2 separate regions of the Mus musculus genome follow, and region 1 is linked to region 2. Evidence: chromatin loops called from intact Hi-C (ENCODE). Cell type or tissue: left cerebral cortex. All regions are shown on one strand. Each heading gives the region's core, and the rest is flanking DNA. Links, peaks and the distances in the headings are about the cores only.

Region 1 (2,922 bases), core at 191-2,690, 300 kb before region 2:
AACACCAACCACATTCTTACTACATTTAAATAGCACCAATCCAGTTTGTAATTCTGTCAAAACTTTGCGCCACCTGTTAGATAATTTCCTATGAAGTTATTACATCTCTAAGGTAAACAACTTACAAAGAGGCAAGGTTGGTTCTGGCTCCGGATTTCACAAGTTTCTGTCCATAGTTAGTCAGCTCCATTCCTTCTCAGGCCTGAAGCAAAACTGTGCATCATGATTGGACTATGGGGCAGAGAAAAGTTTACCTACCTCAGGGCAAGCAGCAGGTAGAAAAAGAGAGAGGAGCACTGAATGGTCCCCATATCTGCTTCAAGCTCATGCCTCCCAAAACCTCCTCCAACTATACTGCACTCCAAGATATCCCACCATCTCTGAATGGTGCCAGAGAAGAGACTGAAGACAGTGCCTTTATCACATGGGTCTTTGTGTGGACATTTGTCAAAACCCCTCACACTTTTAGCCTAGTGAGGTGGCAGGTGTTTGGGGTGGTGTGTAAGATGGGGGGTGATTTGGAGTTTTATATCTATCTATCTATCTATCTATCTATCTATCTAATCTTGTCACACAAGAGAGGGAATATTTGTGACTCTCCGGGATTTCAGCAGAAGAATGAGACAGTGATTTTCAGAGAGAAGGGTAAGGTTGACAAATGCTTTGCACTTAGCCTGAAATAAGTGCAGACTTACAGGTCACCAGCGTCTGTCCATTGCACAGATCCCTTGGAAGAAATGAAGACTCTTGGATTCCACGCCAGACCTACTGAAGCAGTAATCTAAAGTTTAATGAGACCACACACACACACACACACACACACACACACCCAGCAGCATACTCTTGCTGCACAGCAACCCATTAAAAACCATCTTACTCTCTCAAGTTAGCATCGTGGAAGATGTGTACTGGATTCTACACTCACATGTTAAGTGAATACATTGAGTGGATCTACTTGGCGCTGTGAGATAACTCTATCAGCAGGGTTCTTCAGCATTCTCTTCCCATTGCCTGCGTATCTAAGTTTGGCCCGTAATCCTGAGAGAATGAATATGTGCTTTCAAGATGTTCTTGGATTACATTCAGTCTCAGCTCCTCTGGTCTCAGGTCATTTTGACAGTCTTCCTAGATTTATAGTGGAAATATCAACTATAGGCTTTAGTAAAGAAGCAAGGGGTACAGAGGTGCAGCGACAGTCACATCCACCAGGTGGCAGCATGAACACTGGGATGTTATGTTTCACATAAGGTTTGGGGAGCATAGTTTGGGCTAACTTCCTTACAACACTGTAATTTCTAAGAGTATTTCCAGCTTTTTCAACTTTATAGTGCCTTCTAAGCAAGATATTATCCATCTGTGTCTTCATGGTCCTCTGGCCACGGAGGAACGATGTATTTCCTGATTCTCAGACACCAAGGCTGCCTTCTTTCTCTTTGCATCCAGTGTCAGGATAGGGCTACTGATATGGAGTTGGTTTTGACATCAATCAGGTTGGGCTATGTCTATCCATGGATACACAAAATAGGGTGTGTGGTGTGTGTGTGTGTGTGTGTGTGTGTGTATGTATGTTTATGTATGTATGTGTGTGTATGTGTATGTATGTTTATGTATGTATGTCTATGTCTATGTGTGTGTATGTATGTTTATGTGTCTGTGTATGTATGCACGTGTATGTCTGTGTTTGTATGTCTGTCTGTCTGTCTGTCTGTGTATGTATGTATGTATGTATGTATGTATGTTTGTGTATGTCTATGTGTGTCCATGTGTGTAGAAGCTTTCATTTAGAATGTCAATGTGGCTTTCTATGTGAGAAGACAGGTTAATACCGTCTCTGAATTTTCCCACTTTACATACATCTGACTTGTATAATAAGGCAAGAGCAGAGTGTTCTGTGCTCAAGAAAGGCTGGGAAAGTGTCTGTGATCTACTCTTCACAGACTTGAGAGCACAGAGCCTGAGCACTAACCATGGAAGTAAGGAAAGCCAGGGCAGAGCTAGGCATGCGCTCACTGGGCTGTGTGGGGTGGGGACCTGGGCAGGGCTTGGTGCTTCCACCTGGTTCCCAGGCTGGGGGAACAGACATGACCAGAGCAGACATGACCATGTCCTTCTTGATATATGATTCCACAGATCCAGGTCCTTTGGCAGCAATCTGCACAGAAATGACACCATGAACACAGACAGACCTCTGAGATATGTCCCTGGAAGGATGATTGGCAGTGAGAAAATGGGTCTGCTCCCAGACAGTATTATTATAGACTGTAGTGAATATATAAAATAATACAGTTACTGACATACCATAGAATATAAATGGGAATAATGCCTACCAAACTACTAATGGTATTTATTTCAAAAACATAAACTTACAGACAGAGCTGATCTTTTGACCTATAGTTTTGTAACACTTTAACTCTTGCATAAAATTGAAAGTTATAGATTAGCATGTATCATGTGTACATACTTGTGTGCACTGTGTGATAGTTCCATTCATATATACATGTAGTGATCAGACCAGGACCATCACCATGCGTGTCAAACACTGATCACCCTGTTTTGGGAACCTTCACTCTTTAATAGTCTTATAGTTACAGATAAGAAATTGGTGTGGACCTCAGAGTGAGGTAGTGTGCTGTGAGACCAAGGATTCAGTCTTCTACTGTGTTTTGGTGCTAATTGTCCAAACCCTTCCTCCCCTATAGTATTCCTAGATAGCTCCTGACAACCTCTGTTCTGCTCTCTACTTTCATGTTATCAACATTTTGTTCCTATAGTGAATGAGAACACACAGCATTTGTCTGCATAAGCCTGGCTTACTTCGATTAACACAGTGTCTTTTGGCTTTGGCCATGTCATTGCAGATAATAGTACATCAGTCTTTTCATGACTACACACAGTCCTACCACCAATATGTAGTTGTGTGTT
Region 2 (2,922 bases), core at 130-2,629:
CCATCAGGTCCAAGCCATCCATAAGAACAAACCTCTGCCCTTAGCTCAAAACCCTTCGGTCTCCCACTCTCACATTATCTCAGAAGGTCACTCTTTCCTGGGCTGTTGAGTGGGAGAGATTTCTGGGGATAGTTGCGCACTTGGATAAAACCAACAACCAGGGCTACACATACCCCTTACTCTTTCCTTCAGCCTGTCTCAGATCATAGGCGGAGCAGAAGGAAGGGTCTTGACCCCACCCCCCCCCACCCCACCCCCCTTTCCCATATGCTCCTACCCATGTCCTCTCTCGCCCTTCTTGGATCGTAAGGAAAGCCTCTGGGACGCTCAGTAGCCACCCAACTCCCCGGAAAGGTGTTCACTGACTTTGAGGCCTGGGACCCCCACAACTCCCAGAGCAGACGCCCGGAAACCAGAGGTCCTAAATACTGCCACTCTTCCTTTGATGCCATCACTGTAGGTAAGATGGTCCCAGCCATGCCTGGTGTCTGTCTTCTGTCCTCCACATCTCCAGGGGTCCAGAGCTGAATTACAAGGTGTGAGGAATGGGGAGATCTAGGATATAGAAATCCTAAAACCACTCAGGCCCAGCAAAGAACTCCCGCTTCCCTCAGCCACGCCCTCTCCACGCCCCCTGCATGCTACCTTCCGCTTGTCTGGGAAACTGGGTTTAGGGCAGCCCCTCCCCCCCCCAAATCATCAGGAGGCCAGTAGCCTTTCCTCATGTCTCTTATCTCGGGATAGATGGGCAATGGCGACTGTATGTCTTCAAAGGGAGTTACTTCTGGGAAGTCACAGTTGATGGCAATGTTTCAGAGCCTCGTCCACTACAGAAAAGATGGCCAGGACTGCCACCTGGTATTGAGGCTGCTGCAGTGTCTTTGGAAGATGGAGACTTCTACTTCTTTAAAGGTACCAGCCTTGAGTCAGCTAAGATTAAGACGTGGTGGGTGGGTATCCTGCCTGAGGAGAAAGGAGGGGGAAGGTCCCCAACAATGAGTCCCTGGTGAACTTGCCACCTCAAGTTAAACCTGTGGCCCAGAAAGACTCCTTTCAGAGATGGAATGGGGAGCATCCAGTGTCCAGGGTGTTCCGTGTAGAGATTGTAGCGGGGGGTGGGGGGACTGCTGCTCTCCAGTCTGCATCAGCAGAAAGTCTGGCCGCGTCTGCCCTGGCACCCTGGCACTCTGGCACCCTGGCAGTGTGAGGTTGGCATGTCACTTAGCTTTTGGAACTTGTGATAGGGAGTGTAATACTCTTGGATAGGGAGTGTAATACTCAGGTGTGATGAGGAAGCCGGATAACATGCAACGACTGAAGGGTGGACTGGACGTGGTAGTACTGTTATGAGCCGCATCCATTCCTTCAACCAACGCTGAGTTCCTTGTGTCCTAGGAACAGGGAGAAGGAAGGACCGGGAACAAACACCTTTTCCCTCAGGGAATTATTAGTAGTTGGAGACTGAAGAAAAGTTCAAGCTTTCCCAATCTTCCATTCCATACCCCATCCTCAACCTCCTCCTACCTTCCCCAGCCCGGGATTGGGTTCATTGAGTATTCTCTGCTCTCTGCTGACATCTGCTGAGCGATGTATAAACTACAACTGGCTCCAAGGAGACTGTCTAGGTCTCCGAATAGAAAGGAGTAGGGACCAGGGTGAGAGAGATGGGGTGGAGAGCCAATGAGTGAACGCCTCCAGCTCACTATGGTTCTCAATGCCCCACAGGGAATCGTTGTTGGAGGTTCCAGGGCACGAAGTCCGTGTGGGGGTTCGCACAGCTCTGCCGGGCAGGTGGTCTACCCCGACACCCGGACGCAGCTCTCTTCTTCCCGCCTCTGCGCCGCCTAGTCCTCTTCAAGGGTTCCCGCTACTACGTGCTAGCTCAAGGAGGGATGCAAGTGGAGCCCTACTATCCCCGCAGCCTGCGAGACTGGGCCGGTGTCCCCGAGGAGGTCAGCGGCGCCCTGCCAAGGCCGGATGGCTCCATTATCTTCTTCAGAGATGACCACTATTGGCATTTGGATCAAGCCAAACTGCGGGTGACCAGCTCCGGTCGCTGGGCTACCGAGCTGTCCTGGATGGGCTGTTGGAATGCCAACTCAGGAGGTGCCCTGTTCTGAAGGCTCCCCATCACTGAATGAACCGTGGTTGCTGCCTCCTGAGAGGTGGGTCCTGTCTAGGAAGCCCCTGGACTTTGCAAGAACCTCTTGAGCAGTAAGGACTCCAAGCAGGAAATCAATCAGCATTTGTTCTCCGGGATGGAAAGAGAACTAGGGTTCCCATAGCCTTTTCCCTCAAAGACCTTTTTCCTTCCCACTAGTGTGTGTATGTGGGAAGGTGGTGAAGATGAAGGTTCTGGTGAAGATGTCCCATGCCCACAGTGCTGAGTCCCAGGAAGATGCAAAACTCAGCTGAGGTTGGAGACTGTATCTGCAGGACCCTCCCTTTCAGTGCCTTTCAGGCTCAGTTCTTGGGGAATCACCTGCTATTTCATCAGAGACTTCACCCCAGCTCCTACCCTCAGCAAGCTGGGATGTAGTGAAGCCTCGAGGATCCCCACTGTCAGAGGCTCTCTTTTGGTTCAGGATGCAGAGCAGGAGGGAATGTGTTCCTCCTGAGCCCGACTTGTTGTCTGGGCTAATGAAGAAGCACCCCCCAGCTGGTCAACGTAGAGGTGCAGCAGACTTCCCTAGATAGAATTGTCTACCCTTCTCAATAGAAGCACATGGGTACTGGGTGCTGGAGACACAAGGACCATGCACTTACATCCAACCCAGCTGTGTATGGTTATCATGGAGAGACAGGGTGAACCTCTCTTCAAAATTCAGGACATTTTCACCCCATTTGCCTCCAAGTTGGACATCTTGAGCATCAGGAAGATGAAAGAGGGCCCTTGGGGGTCCGCTCAAGATGTAGCCTCCA

Evidence for each region. Peaks named below come from ENCODE experiments on the same cell type or tissue, not always from the same donor. Only the 100,000 strongest peaks of a DNase experiment are listed, where the experiment ranks them.
Region 1: a loop joins it to region 2, with 4 times the contacts of the local background. A loop is called at or near these places in 16 of 42 quality-filtered maps.

What each region holds. Positions count from the first base shown.
Region 1 is chr11:83,737,729-83,740,650 of GRCm38, reverse strand. No RefSeq gene overlaps it. Among named protein-coding and RNA genes, the nearest start is that of Wfdc21, 7.8 kb to the left of the region's middle. In left cerebral cortex, for the core only: a CTCF peak has its summit at 1,214 (motif pointing right); a DNase peak (open chromatin) is centred at 1,205.
Region 2 is chr11:83,441,749-83,444,670 of GRCm38, reverse strand. Mmp28 (matrix metallopeptidase 28 (epilysin)) reads left to right here. Exons shown (of 8, transcript NM_001320300.1): 6 at 311-460; 7 at 745-912; 8 at 1,726-2,922. The coding sequence ends at 2,120. Gm51913 (a long non-coding RNA gene) reads right to left here and starts at 335. Exons shown (of 2, transcript XR_003949748.1): 1 at 278-335. In left cerebral cortex, for the core only: a CTCF peak has its summit at 1,577; a DNase peak (open chromatin) is centred at 1,583; H3K4me3 peaks cover 209 bases.